Linked DNA regions of Homo sapiens: region 1 is linked to region 2. Evidence: read pairs that join two places in POLR2A ChIA-PET (ENCODE). Cell type or tissue: OCI-LY7. All regions are shown on one strand. Each heading gives the region's core, and the rest is flanking DNA. Links, peaks and the distances in the headings are about the cores only.

The links. ChIA-PET counts read pairs that join two places held together with the same protein. Peaks named below come from ENCODE experiments on the same cell type or tissue, not always from the same donor. Only the 100,000 strongest peaks of a DNase experiment are listed, where the experiment ranks them.
Region 1: POLR2A ChIA-PET joins it to region 2 with 11 read pairs; 5 of 35 experiments call an interaction of 5 or more read pairs at or near these places.

The regions. Positions count from the first base shown.
Region 1 is chr17:76,970,030-76,976,697 of GRCh38, forward strand. No RefSeq gene overlaps it. Among named protein-coding and RNA genes, the nearest start is that of MGAT5B, 100 kb to the left of the region's middle. In OCI-LY7, for the core only: no CTCF peak of the experiment used is centred there; no DNase peak of the experiment used is centred there.
Region 2 is chr17:76,841,088-76,847,755 of GRCh38, forward strand. No RefSeq gene overlaps it. Among named protein-coding and RNA genes, the nearest start is that of LINC00868, 12 kb to the right of the region's middle. RefSeq lists enhancers at 204-720, 3,252-4,080. In OCI-LY7, for the core only: CTCF peaks have their summits at 2,942 (motif pointing left) and 3,141; DNase peaks (open chromatin) are centred at 994, 2,874, 4,074 and 5,514; H3K4me3 peaks cover 2,181 bases; H3K27ac peaks cover 4,870 bases.

The DNA of each region.
Region 1 (6,668 bases), core at 850-5,849, 130 kb after region 2:
GCAAGGACACATCCCTGGCTGGGGCACAGCACTGGGTCAAGTGGCCAGCTGGGGCCAGGCAGGTGAAGGATTAATCCGGAATCTTGGCCAACAATCAGGTGGCTGTTTTTCCCAGACAATGGGTCTGAAGGGGGCAGTGCCCAAGGTTCACCTTTGAAAACTCCCAAGGGTCGCAACCCAGTGGCGTTGGGAACGCCTTGGCTAGGGGCCTCTTGAGCCTTAGCCCAGGCTTTGGGGCCTGGCTGCACCTTAGGGCTATTAGATATGAGTTCTAAACTTATTTTCAAAGAATTAATATGTCACTATGTTCAATTCTTTGCCTTCTACTTTTAAACTTAACTTTCTCGTAAAGCAACCTTTTTTGATTATGTCCTCCACCCTGATTCATTCTGATCACCTGCTCCACCCTGACTCATTCTGATCACCTGCTCCACCCTGACTCATTCAGATTACCTGCTACCTGCTCTGCCCTGACTCCAGCCAAAGCACTCACCCCATCATTCTCTTTAAATTAGCCAGTCGGAATTAGTTTAGCCTGTGCGGTCTAACCCTAGCCAATAGGGGAACGACACAGCAGCAGGGGCCACGTGCCTCAGGGATAAGAGCCCCCTTCCTCTCCTTTGTCCAAGTGTGCGCTCACCATTGCTCCATCTGTAAGGGCGCACCCTTCTATAGAAGTAACTTGCCTTGCTAAGAATTAAAAAAGAAAATTTTATATTCGAGTGCTATTCCTTCTGCAGCACCGAAATTTAAACAGGGCCATGCCAGGCTGTGGAGGAGGTAGAAGTCCTGTCGCTGTCTATAGGGCACGCTGGCATGAGCACATTTCAGACCCAGTTCAAGTCCGGCTCTGCCGCTGACCAGCTGGGTGGTTTGGGCAAGTTCCTTCACCGCTGAGCCTCAGTTTTCTTATCAGGAGAATGGGGATGCTAGTCCCTATCTTTAAGGGTTATGGAGAATTGGAGCTGATGTATTTGACCATGGTAGTCCTTCAGTACGCAGTGGCTGTCACTTTACTCTTCATGATACCGATGGGCCTGGGGAGGTCCCCGAATGCCGTTGGGACCTCAACCCCAGCTCTTGACACCATTTCGAGAAGGAATTCAAGGATGAGTCAGAAAACAGTGAAAGTATGGAGATTTATTGCAAAGCGAAAAGTACACACTCAAGAAAGGGGAGTGTGGCGTTCTCAAGACAGGATCGCACAGTGGGGTTTGGGGTTTCATCCTTATGGGTTTCTTTAGCCAAGGGATGGGATATTCATGAAAATTCCTGGAAAAAAGGTGGACGTTTCTCAGAATTGTGGTGCCACTCATTTTTACACCAAATACGGGTGGTCTTGGAACTGTCCTGGCGCTGGCAGGTGTGTGATTTAGGATGTTAATGAGCATATAACGAGGTCCTAGGAGGAACCCGGCTCACATCCAGCACCTTGGTGGGTCCTGTTGGTCTCAGCCAGCTTGGTCCACACACCCTGGTTTTCAGGGTTTTACCGGCCCATAACCTCTAGTCGTGTGAAATTGTTATAGGAAAGGGGTCCCAATCCAGACCCCAAGAAAGGGTTCTTGGATCTTGTGCAAGAAAGAATTCAGGGTAAGTCTGTAGAATAAAGTGAAAGCAAGTTTATTACGAAAGTAAAGGAATAATAGAATGGCTACTGTACAGACGAGGCTGCTGGTTGCCCATTTTTATGGTTATTTCTTGATTATATGTTAAACAAGGGGTGGATTATTCATGCCTCCCCTTTTTAGACCATACAGGGTAACTTCCTGATGTTGCTATGGCGTTTGTAAACTGTCATGGTGCTGGTGGGAGTGTAGCAGTGAGGACGACCAGAGGTCACTCTCGTTGCCATCTTGGTTTGGTTTCGGCTTTGGTGGGCTTCTTTACTGCAAACTGTTTTATCAGCAAGGTCTTTATGACCTGTATCTTGTGCTGACCTCTTATCTCACAGCAGGCCTCAGCCTGTTTTTACCCAGCCCCTATTCAAGATGGAGTTGCTCTGGTTCCAACATTTCTGACAAAACTGCTGCCTGGAATTTTGTAATTATCCTGTAACCCACCCTGTGTTTATTCCCGTCTCATTCGGGTGGTGTTACCTGCAGCCCAGGGGAGGGAATGCCGTGGAACAGCTCTGCCTTAGGCTCAGCTTGAAGGAAGTCTCAGCTCCCTCCTCTTCCCTACAGCTGTCAGAGCAGGAGGTGGCCCCAGGGGAGGCTCTAGCTGAGGCCCATTAATGGCATGGAAGAGAGGAAGGGGCAGGATGCAGCCCCATACCTGCCCCAGGCTGGGTCAGATGGCTCCCAAGGCTGCCTCTCTTGGGGGAAGCTTCTGGAGGAAGCCTGGTGTGTGCAGTTTTCCTGTAACACAAATGTGGGTGGGGGTTTTGGAAGCAGCCCCACAGGAACATCTCCCCAGCTGCTTGGCAGGTACTTGGCTGATTTCACTTTGAGTGGGCGGGGGTTAGAATTCTGCCTCCACTTTCTACCTGCCATGTGATTTGGAGCAAATTCCTTAATTTTTATACATCTCAGTTTTAAATTGTAAAATGGGGATAAAAACAATGAGAACTAAAAAAGACAAAGCATGTAAAATACAGAGGCTCGCGTGTTACAAGCGTCCATAAATGTCCAATTTTATTTGTGTCATGGGAGCCTCTATTTCATGGCAAGCCCCAATTCAATCTTGAGGCAAAGCTTCTGTTTTGAAGGCTGTGCATATGAGAATCTTCCAAGCTCCCCTCCGCCCCCTGGCCCTGAAATGCAAATGTAATAGACTAAAAGGAATAAACCCACAACACAAGGACAGGGGTGGGGGGTCACCAATCCCTGGGAGACAGTGGATGGCAGGCGTTGCTTGCTACACAGGTAGAGAGTGCTGCAGCTCAGGATAGAATTGCAGAGAGAGGGGCAGTGACCAGACAGAGCCTCCGAGACTCGGGGCTCAGGGGCAAGAGATTCTGTAGAGCAACATTTGGTTGCTGAGCATAGGGGAGTCACTGACGGTCGTTTATGAAATAACTGCATAAGTAGCGGTTCACCCTCTCCCGCCCTCTGTGCATTTCACTCAGCGACACCCTGGAAGGCTCTTCGCTAAAGAAGAAAACTGCTGGGGAAAGCTAAGGCCTCTGAACCGCAAGGCCGCCAACTATGAGTGTGCACCTGTGAAGATGTTGATGCTCCAGAGAAAATCCCTGCCCATCCCACATACAGGCCCCCACCCCAGCCTACACAGGAGGGGATGGAGAGGCCAATTGACTCCATAGCAGAGGAAATGCCAACCTGCCACCCTCTTACACGTGTCCTTCCCTCTTACATGTGAATGAGCCATGAAGGATCCCCAGGCATTTGAAGACCATCCATGCGAAGGAGAAAAAGCAGGAAAGCAATAAAAACACTGGCCCAGAGGAAGCAGAAATAATTCACGGAACAGAAGATAGCATTTAAGCCCTCTAATGAATATACTCAGGCAGACTGCAGAATATATTCCATCTATAAGAGAGCTCAGTTTTCTTGGAATAAGAAAACCCCAGAGAACCATCAAAGAGCTCCGGAGATGAACAAATATGCTTGCTAAAATGAAAAGTTCAATAGAAGGACTGGAACATACACAATCTCAAAATGCAAAAGCTAAAGGAAACAGAGCTGGGGAACCCAGAAAGAAGAGGAGCAGGCTCTGTACAGAAAGAAAGGAGGGCAGACTAGGACCCCATTGCCTACCAGTAACACTGGGTGCTAGAAGGGAATGGGTGCAGGATGGCTGCATGTTAGAAGGGAAAATTATTTTCAACCTGGAATTATATATCTAGCTACATTATCTGTCAAAAACCTCATGGCAGAATAAAGACATTTCAAACACGTAAAGACACAGATTATCTTCAGCACACCCACTTAAACATTTTCCCCCAGCTTTATCGAAGTACCATTGACAAATAGAAATTGTGTATATTTAAGGTGTACAATGTGATGATTTGATATACATATACAAACACAGCCTTTCTTTATTTTATTTATTTATTTATTTTTTGAGACAGAGTCTTGCTCTGCCGCCCAGGCTGGAGTGCAGTGGTGCCATCTCGGCTCACTGCAAGCTCCACCTCCCGGGTTCATGCCATTCTCCTGCCTCAGCCTCCTGAGTAGCTGGGACTACAGGCGCCCGCCACCACGCCCGGCTAATTTTTTGTATTTTTAGTAGAGATGGGGTTTCACCGTGTTAGCCAGGATGGTCTCGATCTCCTGAACTTGGGATCCGCCCGCCTCAGCCTCCCAAAGTGCTGGGATTGAAGGCGTGAGCCACTGCACCCGGCTGCCTTTCTTTAAAAGTTGCTTGACGATGTTCTCCAGAGAAATCAGGGAGTAAACAAAGAAAGAGGAAGATCCAGGAAACTGAATCCAACCTAGAAGAGAGTCAAGGGAAGTTCTGAGATTTGATCTCAGGCCTAGACAGGGTGACCAACTCATCCCAGTTGGCTGGGACTTTTTAGTTTCAGTACTGAAAGTCATCTCCTGGGGAACCTTGCAGTCCTGGGCAAACCAAGGTGATGGGTGACCCTAGTGATGGCAGCAGCTGCTCCAGATGGCCTGGCGCTGCCATCATGCTGGGAGGCATGGCTGGGGCTGTACACTCTACAGAGCAGGGCCTCCTGGTGGGGCGGCAGCCACCCAAGTTGTGGCAGCAGATCTGAGCTTCCTTGTGCTCTTGGGGGGCCAGGAGCAGGCAGGAGCCCTGCCCTCCCAGGTGCCACTGGAGCCACCCAAACTGCAGCAGCAGACTCAGGCATCTCTGCACTGCTGGGGTCCCAGGAAGGCACCCCTGCCCTCGCAGGCTCAGAAGTGCCTGCCCCCACTCTCTGGCTTTCTGCTGTCAATGCCTGCTCTGATCTTGGAGAAAAGTCAGGCTGAGCCCAGGTGCCATGAACAGCAGCAGGAGGCAGGTTCCCGGCAGAAGTGGGCAGGTCCCTGGTGAGGCATCACCTTCAGGCCAGGGAGGTCCTGAAGGCTAGGGGCCAGGCTGCCAGTCCCACTGACTGAAGTGGGAACTGGTGCCTTTTCCGAGCCCACCCATGGCTGCCCATACACTTCCTCCTCTCTGAGGCCCATAAAAGCCCCAGGATCAGCCAGAGCTGAGCAGATATATGACAGGACAGCCGGCTGCAGAGAGGAGCTACCCTCTCTGTTGAGAACCTCAGAGCCCTGCAGAGACATCCAAATGACCTACCTGCAGAGGGGAGCCACACTTTCCAAGGCCTCCTCTCTGCTGATTGCTGAACACTTGATGGGACAACCTGCCTACAGAGATGACCTACTGTTGCGGGTCTTACTGAGCTGTTGTAACACTCAATAAAGCTCCTCTTCGTCTTGCTCATCCTTCACTTGTCTGTGTACCTCATTCTTCCTGGACACAGGACAAGAACTCAGGCAAAGGTGCCACTGGCCACAGAGGTTTCTGGGAAAAAAATTGACACACCAAGGATCCTGTAACCCTAGGCCTAGAGACCAACCAGTGAAAATTGTAGCAAGAAGAGTAGACTCTAAAAGGGAGGTTGCCTAGGGAAAAAGGAATGCCATGGAATTTATAGTATGATGGAGATATGATTAAAGTACATAATACAAAAAAGGCAATTAGAAACTCTAGGAAAAATAAACAATTATATGAGAAAATGATGACCCAACTCAAAAAATATTAAATGTGACATGATTGTAAGCTATTGATTCAGTGTGAGAAAAGAGAATCTATTGGTCCTTGATGTTAGAAATAATCTATGAGTGATCCAAGGTTGGACATTGGACCCAAAGTGAATATTTTCGTATACTGCTTGATCCAACAGCAAAAAATATTTGCGCGGACATAAAAATACGAACATCTTATTCTTTTCAACTTTTAGAATCAAGCTATGGATAACACAGAGAAGACGTGGTTGAAGTTCAGGGACAGATGGTAAGTGTGGAGAACTTTGACAATGTAAAAATCAAAATGGTCATCAGGAGTGGAAAGAATTGCTGGGAAAAGAGATGAATTACAAAGAGATACTGTCAAAAGTTGATGCCACATAAAATAGAGATTCATCTACTAGAGTTAAAAGGTATACAGTGCAACCCAAATAACAACCACCATCAAACTAGGAGAGGCGGAGGGGGAAGAGAAGGAAGTGAGCTGAATCTTCATGTTTCACAGTGGGAATCCAATGGCTTTTGGTTAAAGTTGAAAAATCAAGAAATAGTAATATTTGTACATTATCTAGACTTTCAGAGACAACCACCAGAAAGAGGGCAATTAGAAGTGGTTAGACTGCAGTCTAACCCTCCAGGATACCTCCAGGGGGTGAACCAGGGAAGGAAGGAAGGATAAGACAGGAGGCTGTTGTTTTTTATTATAAGCTCTCTGTACCTTTTGATTTTTTCAACAGGCATATGTTATCTTCATAAAGGCTGAAATAAAAGCAAACAAAATTAAAACAGACACAGATCTTGGGAATTTACCACCCTCTGGCTGGCTCCCTGTAAAGAATTGGGCTGTAATGAAGGCTGCACTTAGGCAAGCTTTGAGGGACAAGAAGAAGCAAGATGGTGCCCTGGGAGGCCCTGGTTCAACCTTCCTATCCCACGGCATGGAGGTCATGGGGGAAGAAACAGAGGCTTGAAGAGTGTATCATTTTCCTCCAGGTTCTC
Region 2 (6,668 bases), core at 859-5,858:
TCCCTCTCTGTCTCTATCTCTCTCTGCCTCTCTTTCCTCTCTCTCTCTCTCCGCCTCTCTGTCTCTCCCTCTTTCTCCCTCTCTCTTTTCCTCTCTCTCTCTGCCTCTCTCTCCCTCCCCCCACCTCTCTCTGCCTCTCTGTCTCTCCCTCTTTGCCTCTCCCTCCCTCTCTCTCTGCATCTCTGTCTCTCCCTCTCTCTCCCTCTCTCTCTCTGCCTCTCTATCCCTCTCTATCTCTCCCTCTCTTTCTCCCTCTCTGTCTCTCTCTCCCTCTTTCTCTGCCTCTCTGTCTCTCCCTCCCCCCACCCCACCTCTCTGTCTCTCCCTCTCTCTTTGCCTCTCCCTCCCTTTCTCTCTCTCTCTCTGCCTCTCAGTCTCTCCCCCTCTCTCTCTCCTTTTGTTCCCCCCACCCACCCATGTCTGTGGAGGGCTGTGTCTCCCTTTGCCCCAGGACACTCCCTTTTTTTCTCCCCCGGTTCCGGTCTTTTGGGTGAAGGGTAGAAGGAAGACAAAAGCTGGAATTCCTGAGCAAGGGAAGTCATCACTACCCCCACGCTGGAGTTGTGACTGCCCATGCTGTGGCCCCTGGGTGGCCTCTGATGCAGCCACGCAAGGGGGTTCCACTCTGCTCCTTACTGGACCTGACCCCACCCCCTCCAGCAGCGTCCTCCGGAAGGGACTAGTTTCCCCTTGTACCCAGTGGGTCCAGGGCACCTGGATCAGTCCTTCAGTACCTTCATGTTTCAAACAAACACCTCTTGTAGCTCAGGCAGCAAATTGCGCTGTTCGTGGGGAGAGGGGCCGAGTGCCCTGACCAGTCGGAGCTGGACCGGCCAGTGCTCCTCTGGTAGAGGGTGGGGGGATCACTTGGGGTGGGCTTTGGCTGGGGGAACCTGGAGGCTTGCAGGCTGGGCTCCCAGAGACCTTAGGATGGTCTCATGCATACCCAGGTCTATTCTGAGCCATGCACCAAGCACCTTGGCTGGAGTCAGCTCACTTCCTCCCCTTATTACAGGTCCCAGCAGCCGCAAACCCAAACTTCCCCGGAGCACCAGCACACTCCCCATTAATGATAAGGCAGGAGAGCTCCTGCTCTTTCCAGCCGGGACTTTAATTTCTCTAATTATAGCTGAGGCTTGGAGCAGTCCCTCCCACTTAATCTACTTAATGCAGACACACACTCCCCCCAGCTCTCCACCCCTACCCGGCTTCTGCCTTTAACCCTTTTGCTGCTGGGTGGCAGTTCTCTGAGTGGGCACCTTTTAAGAGCTGAATTGCATTCATCTCACCAAATTCGTATGTTAGAACCCCAAACCCTGTAGCTCAGAATGTGACCATTGGAGACAGGGTCTTTAAAGAGGTAATTAGGGCCAGGCACTGTGGCTCACACCTGTAATCTCAGCACTTTGGGAGGCTGAGGTGGGGGTATCAGTTCAAGACAAGCCTGGCCAACATGGTGAAACTCTGTCTCTACTAAAAATACAGAAATTAGCCAGGCATGGTGGCATGTGCCTGTAATCCCAGCTACTCGGGAGGCAGGAGAATCGCTTGAACCCAGGAGGTGGAGGTTGCAGTGAGCTGAGATCACACACCACTGCACTGCAGCCTGGGCAACAGAGGGCTACTCCATCTCAAAAAAAAAGAAAAAAGAGGTAATTAGGTTAGGTGCAGTGGCTCATGCCTGTAATCCCAGCACTTTGGGAGGCCAAGGCAGGTGGATCACCTGAGGTCAGGAGTTTGAGACCAGCCTGGCCAACAGTTGAAACTCCGTCTCTAGTAAAAATACAAAATTAGCCGGGCATGGTGGTGGCACCTGTAATCCCAGCTACTTGGGAGGCTGAGGCAAGATAATCGCTTGAACCTGGGAGGCGGAGGTTGCAGTGAGCCGAGATTGCACCACTGCACTCCAGCCTGGGCGACAAGAGTGAAACTCCGTCTCAAAATAAAATAAAAATTAAGTGAAAATGGGCCCTATCCAACATGATGGGTGTCCTTACAAGAAGAGGGACACAGACACAGGGAAGACCAGGTGAAGGTCATGCAAGCCAACGTAGGAGGCGTGAACAAAAACCCAACCCTGCTAACACCTTGAACTTGGACTTCTAGGTTTCAGAATTGTGGAAAAATTGCTGGGCTAGGTGGTTCTTGCCTGTAATCCCAGCACTTTTGGAGGCCAAGGTAGAAGGATCATTTGAGGCCAGGAGTTTGAGACCAACCTGGGCAACATAGTGAGACCCCATCTTTTTTTTTTTTTTTTTTGAGACAGAGTCTCGCCGTCGCTCAGGCAGAGTGCAGTGGCATGATCTTGGCTCACTGCAACCTCCACCTCCTGGGTTCAAACGATTCTCCTGCCTCAGACTCCCAGGTAGCTGAGACTACAGGTGTGCGCCACCACACCCGGCTAATTTTTGTATTTTTAGTAGAGACAGGGTTTCAGCCTGTTGGTCAGGCTGTTCTCGAACTCCTGACCTCAGATGATCCACCAGCCTGAGCCTCCCAAAGTGTGGGATTACAGGCATGAGCCACCACACCCAGCTGAGACCCCATCTTTTAAAAAAAAACAAATTAGTTGGGCATGGTGGCATGCACCTGTGGTCCCAGCTACTCCGGATGCTGAGGAGGGAGGATAGCTTGAGATCAGGAGATTGAGGCTGCAGTGAGCCGTGATTGCACCACTGCACTCCAGCCTGAGCAACAGAGCGAGACTCTGTTTCTAAAAGAAGAAAAGAAAAATTGTGAAATAATAGATTTCTGCTGGTTGAGGCACATGGTCTGTGGCTCTTTAGCATCCTCGGCTGTGAGGGAGCCATGTGGCTGCTGTCTGGGAGGCAGGAAGCACTTCTGCCTCTGAGGAAGCCCCTCCAGGAACCCAGCTCCAGGACCAGCAGTCGGGGTGGTCAAATGAAGGTGGGCCCCTTTGCTGGCCTGACCCTGGAGGTGGGGACATCTGGTGGCCTCCTGGGGAAGGGGACTCAGTTGCATCACAGCCAGTCGACCCATGCAGGTGCCAGGTGTGCACATGGGAACGTGTCTGTGTGCTTGTGTGTGTTCAAACAGGAGAGACTGGTCAGGCTTAGCGATTAAGCTTACACCCCTTCCCCAGCCCACAGAGCACACAGTGCACCATTTCTACAAGGATCTCAGAAAATCAATAGGTGTCCCATCAGGGCAGGAGCAGCTGAGTTCAGCTTGTGTTTCCTGGAGTGTGCCTGTCCCCAGATCATCTGTTCTGTGATGCCAGAGGCAGGAGTGGAGCTTGTGCAGAGCTTCTGATGACTCCCGGCCCCTCTGGAACTCTGAGTCATACTCTTGCCATAACCTCCATGGTCACAGTCGTGCCTGCTAGGCACTCTTATTGTAGAGACCTTCTGAAGGTCACTGCAAAATCGTGATGCCCTAAATGCATTGTGGACCAAGACCAGAGGCAGGTGGGGCTCCTCTTTGACAGGCCCCAGGCCCGGGAGATTTGCTGTTAGGAGGAATCACTGATGACTGAACGTATTCTGGGGAAGAGAGAAGGGGGACGGATATGGAGACAAGTCACCAGGAAGACCCCCTGCGGGACAGATTGGAATCACAGCCCTGGAAAAGGGCCATGACATGAGCAGGGATGGCCTGGAGTGGGGGATGTGGTCAGGCTGCTGTGGGGTGCTCCTGTCTTAACAGTGAAGAATGGCTGGTGGTCCCCAAACAGCAGACAGTACAGCCCTGCTGGACCTGTGACCTGGGATGCTGGGCAGTTCTGTGAGGGCTCGACTCCCTGCAATGCCTCTCCTAGGTCCTCTTCTGCATTCTCTCACCACGAACCTCACCCAGGCCAGTCTTTCATGACTGCTCTGCTAAGCCCACAGGGGTTCTAAATTTTTTGACTATTCGTAACCAAGGCAACCCATAAATATAGCACAAACCGATTCTTGATTCCTGAGACAGTTTTTGTAGATTGCTACTCAGTTTCCATCTTTCCTTTTGGTCCTGGTTGTGGCGGTCCCTGGGACGGCCCACACACTTGGTGATTTGCCAGAAGGGCTCATGGGACCCAGTGGAGTCTGCAGCATTCTGTTACAGCCATCAGGGGCTTCCTCCTTCCCTCGAGGGCGCTCACAGAGCATGCTCCTTCCCCAGCCGAGAGAAACACATGTGCAATATGTCTGCCCAGGGATACCCCTTAGAGACTCAGAACCCAAGGTTTTTACTGAGGGCTGGTCACATAGGCAATCCCTACTGAGCAACTTTAAAAAAAAACTCTCCCATAAGAAAAGCAGGTGTTGGGCCAGGTTCAATGGCTCATGCCTGTAATCCTAGCACTTTGGGAGGTTGAGGCAGGAGGCTTGCTTAAGCTCAGGAGTTCTAGACCAGCCTGGGTAACATAACAAGACCCAATCTGTACAAAAATAAAATAAAAAAATTAGCCCAGGATGGGGGCATGCACCTGTGGTCCCAGCTACTCAGGAGGTGGAGGATCACTTGAGCCTGGGAGGTGGAGGTTGCAGTGAGCCAAGATTACACCACTGCACTCCAGCCTGGGCAACAGAGCAAGACCCTGTCTCAAAAATAAATAAATAAATGAAGAAAAGAAAAAAAGCAGTTATTTATCCTAACCCATATTGTTTGCATACACAGGCTAGGCACAGTGAGTCACCCTTATCAGCCAGGGAATGGAGGAGTGGTTCAAGTGCCAAGTTCCCAGAAGCCAGCTCAGAGCTGACCTCACGGGTGGACTGTTTTAAAGATAGCAGCACTGGGCCTCAAGTCCATGAGGTCTTTTCTCAGTCAGGACCTGGCCCGGCTCTCCCAAATAAATGATCAGCTATGGGGTTGCTTTCCTCTTAGCTCACTTTTCTTCCAGCTGCGACCCTTGGCTTCCTCCCTCCCTCCCGTGGGGACCTCCCATCGTACTTAAGGCACAGCTGTTGAGTGGGGCTCTCCGTGCCTGTTTTGAAGAGCCTCTCCCTCTGCTAATTAGTCTTTGCATCTTTACAACTGACTTAATTTATTTTATTTTTATTTTTTTGAGATGGAGTTTCGCTCTTTGTTGCCCAGGCTGGAGTGCAGTGGCACAATCTCGGCTCACTGCAACCTCTGCCTCCTGGGTTTAAGTGATTCTCCTGTCTCAGCCTCCCAAATAGCTGGGATTATAGGCACCCACCACAATGCCTGGCTAATTTTTGTATTTTTAGTAGAGACAGGGTTTCACCATGTTGGCCAGGCTGGTCTTGAACTCCGACCTCAGATGATCCACCTACCTCCGCCTCCCAAAGTGCTGGGATTACAGGCATGAGCCACTGAGCCTGGCCACAACTGACTCTTAATTTATTGCTGTGTTCATACCATTTCTACCACTCTGGATAAATTTTCCTAACACCTCCATAATGGGTCTTAACTTGAGGCTTGGATTGTTTCTTGAGGGGGGGTTCTAGCCAGGGAGAGAATGAACTCTTTCTAACTGAACAGCTCTTCCAGATGCTTTCCACAACCATTCAACCCACAGAGCAGGAAGTGCCTGTGTTAGTGTCTGTTGCCGCACATTACAAACAGTACTAAGGATACAGGAAGGTACAAGAAACTGGTGCCAAGGTTGACTCCATGGAGGGGAACTGGATGGCTGTGAGGGGCAGGTGTGGAAAAGAGACAATTCACCATATGCTCTGTGAGAGCCCTTTAAATTTTGTACTGTGTACAAGTATTACTTTTTCAAACAAAATTATTTTTCTATTATTTTTTAAGACAGGGTCTCACTCTGTCGCTCAGGCTGGAGTGCAATGGTGTGATCGAAGCTCACTGCAGCCTCAACCTCCCAGGCTCAAGTGATCCTCCCACCTCAGCCTCCTCAGTAGCTGTGACTACAGTCACATGCTACTATGCCTGGCTAAGTTTTAGAGTTTTTGTAGAGATGGGAGTCTCACTACATTGCCCAGGCTGGTCTTGAGCTCCTGGGCTCAAGCAATCTTCCCACCTCTGCCTCCTGAAGTGCTGGGATTACAAATGAGCTATTTAACCCAGCCAAAATTTTTAACTAAAAGAAGAAGAGGAGGAAGAGGAAGGAGATGAGGAGGAAGAGGAAGGAGATGAGGACGAGGGAGAGAAATAAGAATAATCATAAGAAGGAGAAGGAGAAAAATGAAGAGGAGGAGGAGGAGAACAAGGGGAGGAGGGGGAGGAGAAGGAGTAGGTGGTGGTGGAGAATCAGGGCATCATTATTCACAGTAGTCAAAAGGTGGAAACAACCCAAATGTCCATCATCTGATGAATGGATAAACAAAATGTGGTGTAGCCATACCATGAAATATTTAGTCATAAAAAGGAATGAAGTTCTAATATCTGTTACGATGTAGATGAACCTTTACAACATTACACAAAAGGCCGGGCATGGGTGGCTCATGTCTGTAATCCCATCATATTGGAAGGCCAAGGAAGGATTGCTGGAGCTCAAGAGTTTGAGACCAGCCTGGGCAACATAGGAAAACCTCGTCTTTCCAAAAAAAAAAAAAAAAAAAATTAGCCAGGCTGGATGGTGGATGCCTGTGGTCCCAACTACTTGGGAGGCTGGGGTAGGAGGATCATTTGCACCCAGGAGGTGAAGGCTGCAGTGAGCCGTGATCATGCCATTGTACTCCAGCATGGATGACAGAGCAAGACCCTGTCTCAAAGAAAAAAAGAAGAAAACTGCA